3 separate regions of the Homo sapiens genome follow, and regions 2 and 3 are each linked to region 1. The links are chromatin contacts, found by Hi-C or POLR2A ChIA-PET in ENCODE. All regions are on one chromosome and are shown on one strand. Each heading gives the region's core, a stretch centred on a gene start or an enhancer-like site at or near the end of the contact. The rest is flanking DNA. Distances are from core to core; before and after follow the strand shown. Region 1 overlaps MAP7D1 (MAP7 domain containing 1). Region 2 overlaps STK40 (serine/threonine kinase 40). Region 3 holds the start of SH3D21 (SH3 domain containing 21).

The links. Hi-C counts contacts between places; a loop is a spot of excess contacts on that map. ChIA-PET counts read pairs that join two places held with the same protein, here RNA polymerase II (POLR2A). Pooled maps may share reads with other maps.
Region 2: a loop to region 1 is called in a pooled map, with 2.3 times the contacts of the local background. The contact joins two enhancer-like sites. A Hi-C loop is called at or near these places in 1 of 50 pooled maps. POLR2A ChIA-PET finds 5 or more read pairs at or near these places in 3 of 52 experiments (activated B cell and activated CD4-positive, alpha-beta T cell).
Region 3: a pooled map shows a loop between it and region 1 (2.7-fold over the local background). The contact joins the promoter of SH3D21 here to the enhancer-like site in region 1. A Hi-C loop is called at or near these places in 2 of 168 maps with a recorded cell type or tissue (CD4-positive, alpha-beta T cell and Calu3) and 6 of 50 pooled maps. POLR2A ChIA-PET finds 5 or more read pairs at or near these places in 22 of 52 experiments (A549, CD4-positive, alpha-beta T cell, GM12878 and 16 more).

The regions. Positions count from the first base shown.
Region 1 is chr1:36,159,338-36,163,793 of GRCh38, reverse strand. The region is part of intron 1 of MAP7D1 (MAP7 domain containing 1); the gene reads right to left. Among named protein-coding and RNA genes, the nearest start is that of MAP7D1, 5.4 kb to the right of the region's middle. RefSeq lists enhancers at 1,353-1,492, 2,360-2,599, 2,750-2,799, 2,641-3,418. Within about 2 kb of position 1,758, at least 32 of the 41 ENCODE cell types and tissues checked have a DNase peak (open chromatin) inside an H3K27ac peak, as active enhancers do; they include CD4-positive, alpha-beta T cell, OCI-LY7 and endothelial cell of umbilical vein, where a contact is called at or near this core.
Region 2 is chr1:36,348,385-36,352,840 of GRCh38, reverse strand. STK40 (serine/threonine kinase 40) reads left to right here. Exons shown (of 11, transcript NM_001282547.2): 7 at 4,026-4,141. Among named protein-coding and RNA genes, the nearest start is that of EVA1B, 27 kb to the right of the region's middle. RefSeq lists an enhancer at 3,285-3,414. Within about 2 kb of position 2,045, at least 28 of the 41 ENCODE cell types and tissues checked have a DNase peak (open chromatin) inside an H3K27ac peak, as active enhancers do.
Region 3 is chr1:36,304,193-36,308,648 of GRCh38, reverse strand. It overlaps SH3D21 (SH3 domain containing 21), which reads right to left and starts at 2,281. Exons shown (of 16, transcript NM_001162530.2): 1 at 2,225-2,281; 2 at 1,894-2,051; 3 at 1,744-1,807; 4 at 1,364-1,482; 5 at 1,042-1,132; 6 at 824-879; 7 at 686-731; 8 at 440-540; 9 at 174-260. The coding sequence starts at 2,228. THRAP3 (thyroid hormone receptor associated protein 3) reads right to left here. Exons shown (of 12, transcript NM_005119.4): 12 at 3,292-4,456. RefSeq lists enhancers at 1,381-1,430, 1,233-2,033 and silencers at 1,531-1,970, 2,191-2,240.

The sequences.
Region 1 (4,456 bases), core at 509-3,008:
CAACTTATAGCAAAAAGATAAACATTTGAAGAGAAGCAAAACAACTCCATCTCAATAGTGTTTGGGCAGCTTCCTGGACTAAGCCACACAGGTAGAAGTTAATAAAAATAATAATGAGTGTTTACTCCAGCAGCTCAACAAGAAAAACTTCTCAAGAGGCAAACAAGAAGTTTGGAACTCCTCTTGTGACCTGGCACACTATTGACCCTGAATACAAATATTTTCTTCACAATTATGCCAACCCTGATGAAATGTCATTGGCACAGTGTTATGGAGCAAATCACATTAAGCCAAAACTCCTTGGTTAGTTATCTATACAGTATGGTTAATCTATTTATGATCATTCTCATTTTTAACCATCAAATATGATCCTTCGGCTACTTAATTTTATCTTATTTTTGGTCTATGCCAGATTGTGAGGTTTTGCCACTGTTGGTTTTATTTTGCTACACTAATATCTACCAGAAGTATTTGTTAAGAATGAGATAAGAGACAAATAATTTGTATTTATTTCTTGGCACAAAGAGCATTAGCAGGGCAAAAGTGCAGTGGTGGGTTGCATTGTGGGGTCAAAAAGTCCTGTCTTCCTAAGAGCTCCAAGAGGGGCTGTGCCTGGGGTCTGCAGAAAGATCAGGGCCAAGTCCCTCAGAGAGACTGTCACATGTCTCAGAATACTAACACCCCATCTCCACCCTCTGAGAGCTGGCAGTCCTTTCCTTTTGTCTCTCCCTCCTCCCACCCCAACAACTCTTGTTGGGCCAAATATTCCTCTCACAACACTGATAACTCAGTCTAGCTTTTCTGTTTGCCTGCCACCCCCTGCCCTTGTCAGTGTGAGAGCTTATCAAGAGAAGAAACTCAGTCTTAGTCCTTTTTGCAGCCCCAGAGTCTTATACAGGACCTGCCTGGCACAGAGTGGGAGTTCTGTGTCTGTTTAATGAATGTCCGATGGGTGGGTGGGTGGCTGGGTATGTAGATATGTGGGTGGGGGTACTGTAGAAAGCTACCTAGCTAGTGTGTATTTAGACCCTCAAGCTGCTCCAAAGCTTAGTCTCTCTAAACACTAAATGTCATGTTCATCTCAGAACCTGCATGTCCCCAGCCAGTTTCCAGGCCCAAACTAATTTACTGAAGCTCTAACATAAACCAAGCACTTTCCCTATCCCATTTGATCCTGATGACAATCCTAAAAGGAAAGTTCTATGATGGCCCCCATTTCACAGGTGAGAGAATTTACTCAGACAGATTAAGTGGATTGTTCATGCCAGTGTCAGAGGTAGGATTTGAATCCAGAGTTGTCTGATGACAAAACCCTTAAAACCCTTATGTCATGCTGTTTCTGGTAGGCAGTCACATTACCCCGCCCTGAAGCTCCTGCGTGTTCTCTGAAGAAGGAAGTGATTCCGTGGTTCCCCCAGGGAGACTTCCCCCACAAAAGTGAAGGGTGCAGGTGGGGCAAGCAGGCACTGAGCTCAGAGCACAGGAATGTAGGGAAGGCAGGCTCCTGCCCAGGCTGGCTCCCAAGAGGCGGGAAGTGAGGTAGGGGAGAACAGCCCACCTCCAGGGGCAGCGAGAGGGAGTGCCTGGGTGAGGGCTGGTTGTGGCGTGGGGGGTGCACAGACAGCACCTCAGGCAGGAAGCATGGGAGAGGCAGAGGCACGAGGCCGAGAGAAGACAGAACAGAGATCAGCACCTCTAGCAAGAGCCCTCCTGGCCCTCACTGCAGATTCCTAGGTGACAACACTAGAGCAGGCGAAGACAGAGGCAGGCAGAGGGCAGAGACACATGGGAGACAGACGTGCACACAACAGAGACAGACACCAGACAATGTAAACAGGGCCTGCACAATGGCGAGAGACAAGACATATTCTCCTCTCTCTCTCACACACACACACACACACACACACACACACACATACACACACACACATGCAGAGGAAACAGACTTACTGGGATTCAAAACTCTACACATATCTGAGACACACAGATGTACCCACAGAGTACGGGGCCAGGTACCTCCTCTAAGAAACAGACAAAGCCTCAGAGACACACACAGCACACAGAGACACAATGTCCCCGGAATATTTATACAGCGTCATCCAGGTCACTTCTGCTCCTTCTGAGCAAATTATTTCCCTAGGCCCAGAGAAAGTCCGATTAACAGGAGCAACAGCTAATGCTTTTGTCAGGCACAGCTAAACACATTAAACTCATTAGTTCATTTAACCTTTGCCATAATCCTATGAGGTAGATATTATTACCCCATTTTACAAACGAGGAAACAGGTTCAGAGATTAAGACACTTACTTAAGCTCCACAGCTAGTGAGTAGCAAAGCTGGGGTTTGGACCCAATCAGCATGACGGTCTTTACCCTGCCTGCATCCCAGTGGGGACAGCCTCCTGGGTTCCCTCTCCTGGAGAGATCTGGGCTGGGAGAATAGGAGGTCAGTAGAAAGGGCAAACTCTGGGGAATGCCTAATTGTGGGGCCGGGAGAGGAGGGACCCTTAGGGGGCAGCATTATCCCTGGCCTGGACAGAGCTAAGCCGGCTCCGAGAGGGAGTGCCCTAGGAGAGGGCAGCGTGCTCCAGCAGTTGGGCAGTGGGGCACTGGGACCAGGCCACCGGCTTCTGTGGGTGATAAAGCCGGGAACCCGACTGAGACTACAGATCTGAAGGAGCTCTCTGGCCCGGCTGGCGGCCATTGTTCCCAGCCTCCAATCAGGAGCACCCACTTCCTGTTATTTTAGGCGGCAGGAAATGACCCCATCCCGCAGCCTGGGCCCCACCACATCCCTCCCTCAGCCCCAGCAGGGCTGCCCAGGCTGTTGCCCAGATGCTGAAGGCAGAGGCCCAACCTCAGGCCAAGGCCTGGAGATGCCCCCCCAGCTGGACTATTACCACCACCTGGGTCCGGGGCCTTCCTCCTGGTTCAACTGCTTAGGCTCCAACCTGGCAGGCTTCCCAGAGGACCCTGGGCTCTGCTGGGGCTACCTCTGCCAGCCAGGGAAAAGATTATGGGGTCCCCAAGACCAAGATGCCCACACAGGCCAGTCACGGGAGGGAAGCAGGCCAGACCTTGTCACTGGATAGCTTAGCCATGATAATTCAGCTTAGAGGTTTAGGGCACAGACTTCAGAGTCAGACAGATTTGAGTTCAAATCCTGCCTCTGCCAGTTGCTAGCTGTGTGACTTTAGGTAAGTGATTTCATCTCTCTGAGCCTCATCTGTAAAATGGGGATAATGCTAGTCCCTACTCATGAGACTGTGGTGAGGAACAAATGAGACAATGCCCGTGACATGCTGAGCATTGTGCCTGGCACAGAGAAGGCCCTTAATGAATAGGAGATAATAAGTCAGAGATAATTAATGGGAAATAACTTGGTTCACCGGGGAGTCTCTACCTGGCTCACATCATCTCTTACAACTGCTGAGGAGCGCTAGTAAGGGCAGCAGTACCATGTTCCCTACACCCTCCCAGGCTCTCTGCTCCCTTCAGGGCAGAGCTGCAGCTGAGAAGTGGTGGAGGAAACACTGAAGGCTGTGCCCCTGGGTGCCAGGCAGAGATACCACCAGCCAACAAAGCTGCATTATCTGGGTCTGGCTAGTTGGCTCCCTCACTAGCCCCAAGGCCCAGCAGGGACCTAAGGACATGGGTCCCAGCTGCCCTGTGGCCTAACTTCCAGCCTGGGTCAGACCTGAGACCTGACCTGATGGCCCTCAAGTATGGCCATTCTAGTCTGGGCCCAGCTTTCAGTCCCTTCCCTCAGCCCTTCCCCACTATCATGTTAGGAAAGGGGACCTGAGCTGGCCTAGTATCCCTTCCACCTCATTTGCATATGCGTGACTGCACATTAGGGGCTCATTAGAGGCCTCATTATTGGGCCCACCAGCCCAGGAAGGGACTAGGAAGCTGTCATTGGGAGGTGCCAGCCAGCTGGCTGCTGGATGTATGGCCACAGCCCACTGCGCCAGTCTCACCAACGTCTACTCATCCTTTCAGATCCACCTCAAATGCTGCCTCCTCCGTGAAGCCTTCCACAAGCACAGCCCACTGCACACTAACACCATTATACCTGGTTTCCCTGCAGTGAACACATCTGCCTTCCTCGCCGCGTTAAGAGCTCCCCAAGAGTCAAAACTCCGTCTGATTCACTTCTCTGCCGTCCACATAGACTACACCGAGCTGGCATAAGGTGGGGCATCAGCATGGGTGTGCTGGATAGCCGGTTGCACCTGTTTCTTGGGTCTTCTCTCCTGTTCCCACTGTTCCACTTCAGGTATGGGGCCCCTCCGTTCCCTGGATACACCCTAGCTCATGTCTGCCTAGAACTCCCCTCTCCGCTGCCTTCTTGTCCTATACTTACCTCCTACAATTCTAATCAATCACATCTCAGGCTTCTGACGGAATTAAAAATAATGACAAAAAACAAATAGCTAGGCTGGGGGTGGTGGCTC
Region 2 (4,456 bases), core at 796-3,295, 190 kb before region 1:
GTTCCCACTACCCTCTGGAGCCCACCATCTGATGGTGTACTGACCAGAAGATGGTATCATGTGTGGAGGACTGGCGTGCAGAGGGCAAGGGACATGTGGAGGGACAGTGGCTGCCACCTGAGTCAATTCGTGAAGGATGAGTTGGGATTTGCCAGGCTGAGAAAGTGAAGGGATGAGAACCTTGCCCTGCTATGCTCTGCAGGGGGAAGGGAGGGAAACAGGAAATTCCAGAGCTGCTTGAACCCTGGACTGGCTGAGTGAGTGAGTTGAGGAGGACGGAAGCAGCACTGACATGGGGGTCAGACCTGGCTCACTTCCCAGTGCCACTTCTTCGTTATCTTGGAGACCGTGAGAGTGTGGTCCTCTGGGTACTTACTGATTGAATTCATATATTGAGGTACCAAGCACTTCTCTGAGCTTCCATTTCCTCATCTGTGAAAGTGAAGGTCATCCTGGCTTCCTGGGAAGATTGGCCTGAGATGCAAATCAGTGGGTGTGAGGCTGCGTAATATGATGGGGTTTGGCGCATCACGGGCACACCCCAGTGCTAATGTAGCCAGGACTGGAGAGCCTGTCGCTGAGAGACAGGAGAACAGGACCCATGGGCTCACATCTCTGGAGATGAGGCCTGCTGCATGTTGAGTGGCCAACGAGGACACCCCTGGTGAGGGCCCAGCGGTCCCCCAGCCATAGCTCTGCATCATGAGAGGAGGTGGTGGGGAGCCCCGAGCAAACCAGCCCTGGGCTGTGGAGAGCCAGTTGTCATAAAGTTGGGAAATTGGGTCCTGCCCCTTCCCCTGGCCCTCTCTGGGGCCTTGGGCCAGTCCCATCCTGCTGTGGACTACAGGCTTACTGTTCACAAAGAGAGAGCATATTTTTTGGGCACCTAAATCCATCTGGCTGCAGAGCCCATGTGCCCTCCAGCTGGACTAGAGAGCTCCCAGACCTTCCACAGCAGCCATTCATTGGCTGTAAATGAACATCCCAGGGTTGTCATGGGAACTTGCCGGGCTCATGCCTGCTAACCACACCAGCACTCCTGGCCCTTTGTGTCACTGGGGGATTTGCTTCCAACTCTCACTTCCCCAGGGCCCCTTGGTCCTGGGAGTGTAGTCGAGGGGTCGCACCTCCCTGCATACGCCGGCGTGGCTGTAGCAGCTCTGCTGTGAGTGTGAGTGCGTGCTCCTCAGGGTGCAGAATGCCAATGCCTCACTCATACCCAGTGTCCTGGTTGTACTTCCTGAATCTGATAAATCCCCCTTTTTGTGTCTCAGGGCAGACAGAGGTTCTGGCTGCCTTTTACTTGAGTCATGGGCGCTCCAGAGTGGCAGGGTAGTGTGGTGCAGAGAGACTCACTGCTCCGTGTGTGTCCTCTGGCACACCCTCCGCTCTGGGGCCCCACTCTCACCTCGTTCAGTTGACCTGAAGGAGCTCCAGCCCACTCCAGCCCCTTCCCACCCATCATGCCAGGCTATAACTCCACTGGAGCAGTAGGCGGACCAGCTGGAGGCCTTCTCAGCAGAGCAGAGAGCTCTCAAGGAGCAGACAGGGGGAGGTGTTGGCAAGGCAGCTGCAACAACAAGTTCACCCCGCTTTGGATTTTAAAAGGATCGAAATTCGAAATCCTCTTCTGGGGTTATGTGAGGTGCTGTGGGGTCTTTTTCCTTCCTCCTTTCTTTTTGGTAGGCAAGCAACATACCAAGTTCCTAGAAAAGGAGAAAAACACTGTGGCAGCCCAGAGGGCCATAGCTAAAGCGTGACTCACTCAGAGCCGATCCTACTGACACACGTCCCCTCCCTCCGTCCCACTCTGCCATTGCCCCCTCCTGTCAGGACCAGACTAGGGGGTCTGGGACTCCCGGGGAGCCATGCACCCCCCACTTGGGTGGTGGTGGCAGGGCAGGGGAGTGTTGCCAAACCTCAGGAGGACTTGGAGCTGCCCGTGCCACTTCCTGTGGAGAGACTCCAGTGCGCCTGCCGCTCAGCCCTGCAGAGCCTCAGCTGTGCCTGCCCGTGCCCTGGCAGAGGGTGGGAAAGTCCCACCAGCAGTGTTGAGTTGAAAGCTCAGCCACACTGGCATGTGCTCTCCGGGGCCTGTTGTCACACCATGGCACCTCTCCCCTACCGCCTCCAAGACAGAGTCTTTTCCTACCAGGTGTGCCAACCATCGGAGATGAGAGGACACCAGCTTCTACTATTTGCCAGGCATTGGGCTAAGTGCCCTCCATGAGATTATCTTATCTTGCTGAATCCTAACCCAGTTCTGGAGTTTGGTGCTGGGATTTCACTGTTGTACGCATGAGGAAATTGAGGTTTAGCAAGAGATTCACAGAGCAAGGAAGTGGCAGAGCCAGGACTAGGAACCTGGCTCCCAAACCCACCGTACTTTCTCCTGAGCTGTCCTCCTCTCAGCGTCTTGAGCCTCAGAGACCCACAGGATGCATTTGCAGCTTCCGCGGCCATCTCTGACCAGGGGAGAAAACCCACAGTGCCTCTGCTCTGTGGGAACCTTCTGGACAAGAGGCCCGAGCAGCCCCATATTCAGGGCAGCGGCACTGGAGCTTCAGAGCTAGAGCAGCCCACTCCTTGACGTGCAAGTGACCCTTTGCAGTGACCCTTCACCTGTGCGATCAGGCTCTAGCCGCCTGCGGGCCACCAGTCAGACTCCTATGGCAGCTGACAGGGCGGACCTGTATAGGCGCTGGAGTTGGCGTTTCCGTGGGGAATCCAGAGGACGGGCTGGCCTTTGTTTTGCATCGAGCCCTTTGCCAGCAGAATTCCCCGAGATCACCGAGGGCTCTCAGAGCCGCCTGGATGCGGCTCCCGGGGAAATCCGCCAGCAGCCACACATGCCCTCTGCCTCTGAGAGCTGATTGTAGGGAGAGGCAGCCCAAGGCCCCCATGGAGCTCTCCTTCCTGTTGTCCTCCCAGCTTCTCCCCCTAGCTTCTCCACCCAGCCAGCCGACACAGGAGCAGGGCAGTTGGGTAGAGAGGCATCCTTCCTCACTGCCTGCCCCAGTGGGCCAGGAAACCTTTCCCAGGCCTCTTAGACAGGGCCTGCCCACCCTCCCAGCCCCCAGTGTGGTGTAAGGTGTAAGGGTCCTCTCGGGGCACTTCCTTTTGTCCACATGTGAGTTTTCTCCAAAGGATCAGAGCCCAAAGCTGCCCTGCCCCACGCCTTTCAGAGGGAGGGTCTGTGATGTTCTAGCCAGGGCAGAGTCACAAGTACGAGGTAAGGGATGAGTCAGCTTTGATGGAACAGAAGGAAAAGTCATTCGGGGCCTGGGGCCCTGCCCAGGGACACATCTGGGCATGAGGCAGCTGTCAGTTGTGTGTGCAGCTCTGGGGCCCTGCAGACCTGGTCTTGGATCCTGCTCTTCTGCTCACCAGCTGCATGACCTTGGCCAAGTCCTTTCACTTCCCTGTGCCTTTGTTGTATCATCTGAAACAGGACCGTGAGAAAATCCCCCTCATTGGCCACTGTCAGTTTCTTCCTCTGCAGTGGTTGTGGGGCCAAGTGAGAACTGACATATTCCGTGGTTCGGAGGTGGCTCGGGGCCAGCCCTTGGGTCACCTTCCAAGGTGGAGTCACTCACCTCTGCTGGACTTCCTTTTCCTCATGTGTGAATGAGGAAATTGAACTAAATCTCAGGTCACTCCCAGTCTAGAATATTACGTGAGGCTGTTTTTGAGAAATCTCTGAAAGTTGTTCTAAGCCCTAAGCTGTACCCCGAGATTCAGCCCGGGCAGCAGGTCCAGGGATGGCCTGTGCAACACTCAGATACCTGGGAGAGAAGCCGATCCCTGCTGGGACAGCTCGGCTGGTGGCCAGAAAAGTCTGGGGCCTGATTCCTCTGCTCTGCTCCCTGGAGAGGGGGTCGGGGCAGCTGCTTCACCCTCTGACGAGAAGCCTACCTCCTACTGTTCAGGATTGGGTGTTGGCCCAGTGAGGTGTGTCCTGCCTGCGTGTCTTGTGCCTGTTGCTATAGACACTGAGGTTTGTTCACTCTGTCTCCCACTCCTAGGACACATCGGATAACCATCACCAACTTCTGCCTCGGGAAGCATCTGGTGAGCGAGGGGGACCTGCTGAAGGACCAGAGAGGGAGCCCTGCCTACATCAGTCCCGACGTGCTCAGCGGTACGTGTGTGTGCCAGACATTGGGCCTCTAAGCTCAATACAGCCAGGCTCTGTGACAGTCCACTCAGCAAATTTGTGGGCAGGCCCTGGGCAAGGTGCTGGGGCTTCACTGGGGGCCCAGACCAGTACTGTCCCTCCCCATACAAAATGTTTGGTCTGTTGGAGGTGGAAGACGTAATGATAACATGAATGCATGTTTAATTCCTCTGAGGTTAGTGCTAGGGAGGAACGGGATTGCTGTGAGAGTGGATGAAGGGTGCTTGGAGGACTTTCCCCACAAGGTGTGACAGTTGAGCTATGATCTTAAGGGAAACT
Region 3 (4,456 bases), core at 1,032-3,531, 140 kb before region 1:
GCCTTTTGGATAAGCGATACTCAACCGGTATTAGAATCCAAAAGGAGCCCCCACATGTCTAGGTCCACCCTCATTTAGTGACCCTCCAGCTAGGTCCGGAGAGTGCCCATGATCCCCACCTTTGTCCAAAATAGCCTGCCCCTGCCACCTGAGTGTCTTGGCTCTGTACTCACTGGGGGTGGTGGGAGTACAAAGTTGTCTGGAAAAACTCCTCTTCGTCCTTGACACTCTCCTTCCCACCAGCCCTTATCCTCTGTGGTCTGGAAAAGAAACACGCCAGTGGGGAGGTGAGCCAGGTCCCCCAAGGTCCTTTCCGGGGTCCCACTCCTTCTTATGGATATAATTTCAACGTTTATTTTAGATTCAGGGGGTACATGTGCAGGTCTACCCTTTCTCAACACCGGCTTCCCTGGGCCCCCCCACCCTGTTCGTCTCACACCTTGCTGAGTACTTTTACCACGTCCCCCCTCCGCAGCGCCAACTCGTCTGGGGCCTCAGGCTGGTAGTCAAACAGGACCCTGTAGACCTCAGGGTGGGAGACTGGGAAGAGGTCAGTCCACTGTCCTCTGAAGCCAAGCCTCCCCCATCCATCAGCAGCCCCCACCTCCATCAGCCTAGCTGGCCCACCAAGTCACAACCTTGGGAGTGGCTGAGGGAGTGGGGGACCCTTTGGATGGGTGCTCACCTGTCTGCAGGTAGTCTGGAGGGCTGTCATAGGCCAGGCTGCTCAGCTAGTGGGGGAAGGGGCAGGGAGGAACTAGATGAGCCTCCAACCACCCCAAGAGGAACTCACCACCTCTGTGCCTACTCTGAGCCAACTTACCTTGGGAGGCCGCTGGGGACCAGGGCTGACTGAAGGCATGTCTGGGTTACCAAGGCCTAGTGGGGGACAGTGAGGTTAGGGAGGGTGCTAATTCACAGGTTAGGTCATGGGAGAGGGTCAGAGGGGTCACAGGGTCAGGATATGTGAATCACAGGCTCATGCCACTGGGAGGGTCATTGGAGATTGCGAGTCACAGGGTCACAGAGTCGAGGTCTCACTTGGGGGCCCACTGTCCAGCAATTCCACAAAGTTGGATGGGAAGGCTCCCAGCTGCCCGTTCTTCTTCCCCAGCCACCAGCCGTCCTCAATCTGGGGAGAGGGGAGGACGCAGAGGCGTCTGGTTCTGCCCCAAGAGTCCCTAGGATAATCTGCCACCCTTGGTTCTGCCCAAGCGCCCCTTCCTCCCTCCTTCCCTCCCGCGCTTCCCCGTATCTGCACCGTCGCCATTCCCACCGTCCACACCCTCACTTCCCACCCCGCTCACTAGGGAGGCGCGTTCCATCATCCTCCCCCAAACGGTCCCATCACCTCACCCCTCACCTCCTTTATCATTTCCACGATCTCCCCAGCTTGCAGCTTCAGCTCGTCCGCCTGCTCTGGGCTGTAGCTGAAGTTCACTTTGCACCATCTTTGGGGCCTCGGGTGTTTGGCAGGATGACCTAGCACCGGACAAGCGCGGCTGAGCTCCAGTCGGACGCCCCAGTCAGAGGAGCTGGGGGAAGCGCAAGGCGCGCACGTAGCCTTTGGTCCCTCCAGCCCCGCCCCAGGGCGGAGCATTGCACTCGAGAACCAATCACAGACCGCAGGGCGGCCCCGAGGTCCCGCCCAGAGCCGCGCCCGTCACTAAGAGCCGGAGACGCCGGGGTCGCACTGGCTCCGTGCACCCGCCCACCGGCGCCCGTCCCCGCCCTTGCGCTCACCTCGGCGGCGCGCACAGCGCGGCCTCCGCGCCTCTCCGGAGCCCCGCAGGGTCTCTGGGATCTCCTGGGAATCAGGGCACGGGGAAGGCGCTCTCAGCTCCCGGGGGGCGCGCGCTGAGACCCCACAGCCCGCCCCTGGCTCGGCCTCACCTGCACCAGGCGCTCGGGGAAGAGGCCATAGCGGCCCCCAAACTCTCCGCGAAGCCAGCCCCGCGCGGGCACCCAGCGCACCTGCCGGACCACGTCCCCGGGCGCCAGACTCAGCTCGTCCTCCTTCTGCGCGCGGTATCCGGCCAGGACGAGGACTTCTGCGGGCGGAAGACGGGGCCGGCGTGCGGCTCAGAAAGGCCCAGCCGGGCAGCCTGGCTAGGGCGGGCGTGTCCCCAAGCACCGTAGAGGGCAGCGGGGGTCGGGGGGTGGTGTGGGCTCTTGCTATGTCCACGGTTGCAGAGAGAGGCCACCTCAAAGCCTCCGCACTTACCCATGGTTTCCGGGGCGCCCTCCAGAGCCTGGCAGCTCCCTCTGACGGCCGAGTACTGGGCCCGCGCAGGGTGCGACCTGAGGCAAGACAGTAGGGTAAAGGAGGCGTAGCCGCCAGCCGATAGGTCGGGCCAGGTGCTGGGAGTGGGTGTGGAGAGGGGGCGGCCCGGCTCAGCAGGTCCGGCCCCCAACCCCGGGGTGAGGAGGACTCCAGGGTCTCTGGCCTGTGCAGCGGTCACAGCTCCGTCACAGGTTCTTCCGCCCACCTAAATTTTAGGCCAGCCGCCTCTCCCTTTCCCTCAGCTTTTGCCCGGAGGCTCCCAGCTACAATTTGCACAGAGCCTTTCCAGGCCCACCCTTCCCCAGCTCACAAGCTTTTGGCTTGAGGGGAAAAGGTGGGGAGAGGCACATACCAGGGTGGGGCCCCCCAGCAAGTAGCAACCGCTCTAAACCGGCCTTGAGTGAATGAAGTGGCTGCCCTTGTACCAGCAATAGCTTTGAGTGGACACTTCCAGTCTGCTTTCCTTCAAGGCGTACTCCTCTCTGGCCCCGTACCCACTCTCTACCCCCATATAGGAAGGACACAGCAAAGACCCCTGCTTTGGGGCCAGAGGTCTAGTTTGGTTTCAGAAAACACCTCCAGGTTTTCCCTGGGAGTTAGGCCGGGAGAATGAATTTTACCAGCTTCCAAGATTTCTGCTCACAGTTGAGTCCCCAGCCGGCAGGAGTCTGAAGGTTAGGGCCCACCCTATGGCCAGTCCATGTGGGATAGGCTCTTTCAGGTAGAAGGCTGAGCCTACTAACCACATCCCTTGATCCCTGCCCCACCACCATGATGAAGGAAGCCAAAGTCCTTGCCTATGACACCAGTGGAAAAAATCTGTTTCTCCTGGGGTGTCCAAGGTACACAATGCTCCTCCCAGGAAGGACTGTGTCTGTCTGGGACTCCAGCAGCCTGCGCAAGGCCCCACAGGCCCTTTGTCTTTCAGGTTTTCTGAAACTGCCGTGGGAAGTTATCTACCACCCTCAACACACACACACACTCAGGATGACAATGAACAGAACCCGTTTACATCTGCCACTTCATTTATTTTATTTGCAGGAGGAGTTGAAACAAATTTTAAGGGAGATTTTCATTTTCCCCCTAAACATGAATCATTCAAGTAAAACCAACTTAACTATAGAAATGTAGCAAAGTAAGGGGAAAGCAGCACAACAACGCAAGAGGCAAAGGCTGGGGGGGAGAGGTGGGTGCAGTCCGCATATAACATATGCATAAATGCCTTATGATTCACCTGCTCAGGACCGCCTCCCCAGAAGGCAAGCACAAGGACCCATTTTAAGAGGATGTTTCCCCCCAAACATCTGAGAATGCTTCAACTTAAACAGCTTAAGGTTAAAAAGACAAAGAAAAAAAAAAAGAAACCCAAAAAAACCCCTGAACCACCCAGCCATAACCACCTTCCTTAATCGATCATAGGAGTTTCTTTTCATTTTATAAAAAGATTAATAAAAAATATTGAAAAAATTTTCTCATATTTGTAAAGATAATAGAATTCATAAGTTTCTTAGAAAACAGACCAGACACTGCCCTCCAGTTTCCACCCCGTTGCTGGGAGGATCAGCAGGACTAGAAAGTTTGGGATACTGGAGCTGCTGGTGGAGAACGGGGAAGTCCAGCCCAGAAGAAATCAGGAAATAGGGCTCAGGGGCACGTGAGGTGTGGTAAGGAGCAACTCCACGTGATACATGGCTGCGCAGAAAAGGGGAACACAAGGTGGTCGGAAAGGCCTTAAACTCCTCCTTGACATACAAAACCGGTTTTTACAAAGATCCAAGCAGTTTGGTCCCAAACTGAGGTGAACACTTCAAAGTTTATTCACATGCTTTTGTTTTCTCTTTCAAGAATCAAAGTTTCCCAAATTAAATGTTTCTAATATTACTACATATGCCTAAAAAAAGAAAAAAAAAAAAAAAAAGGAGGGGGCTTTTAAAATCAGGACAGGGGAAAAGAGATCGAAAATCATCAAATTAGTCATCTTAGCTCCAAATGAAATGAAATTAGAACAAAACTGTTGGTTTCTAATAGGAAACAAAAATCCAAGCATCGCTCTCCCGCCCTACCCCTGCCCCCACCCCACACACCAACAAATGAGAAAAACAGCTAAAGCCCAATGCGTTGTATTCTGCTCAAAAGCTGGGCCTGACCCCTGGGCCCCATGGCCAGCCTCCT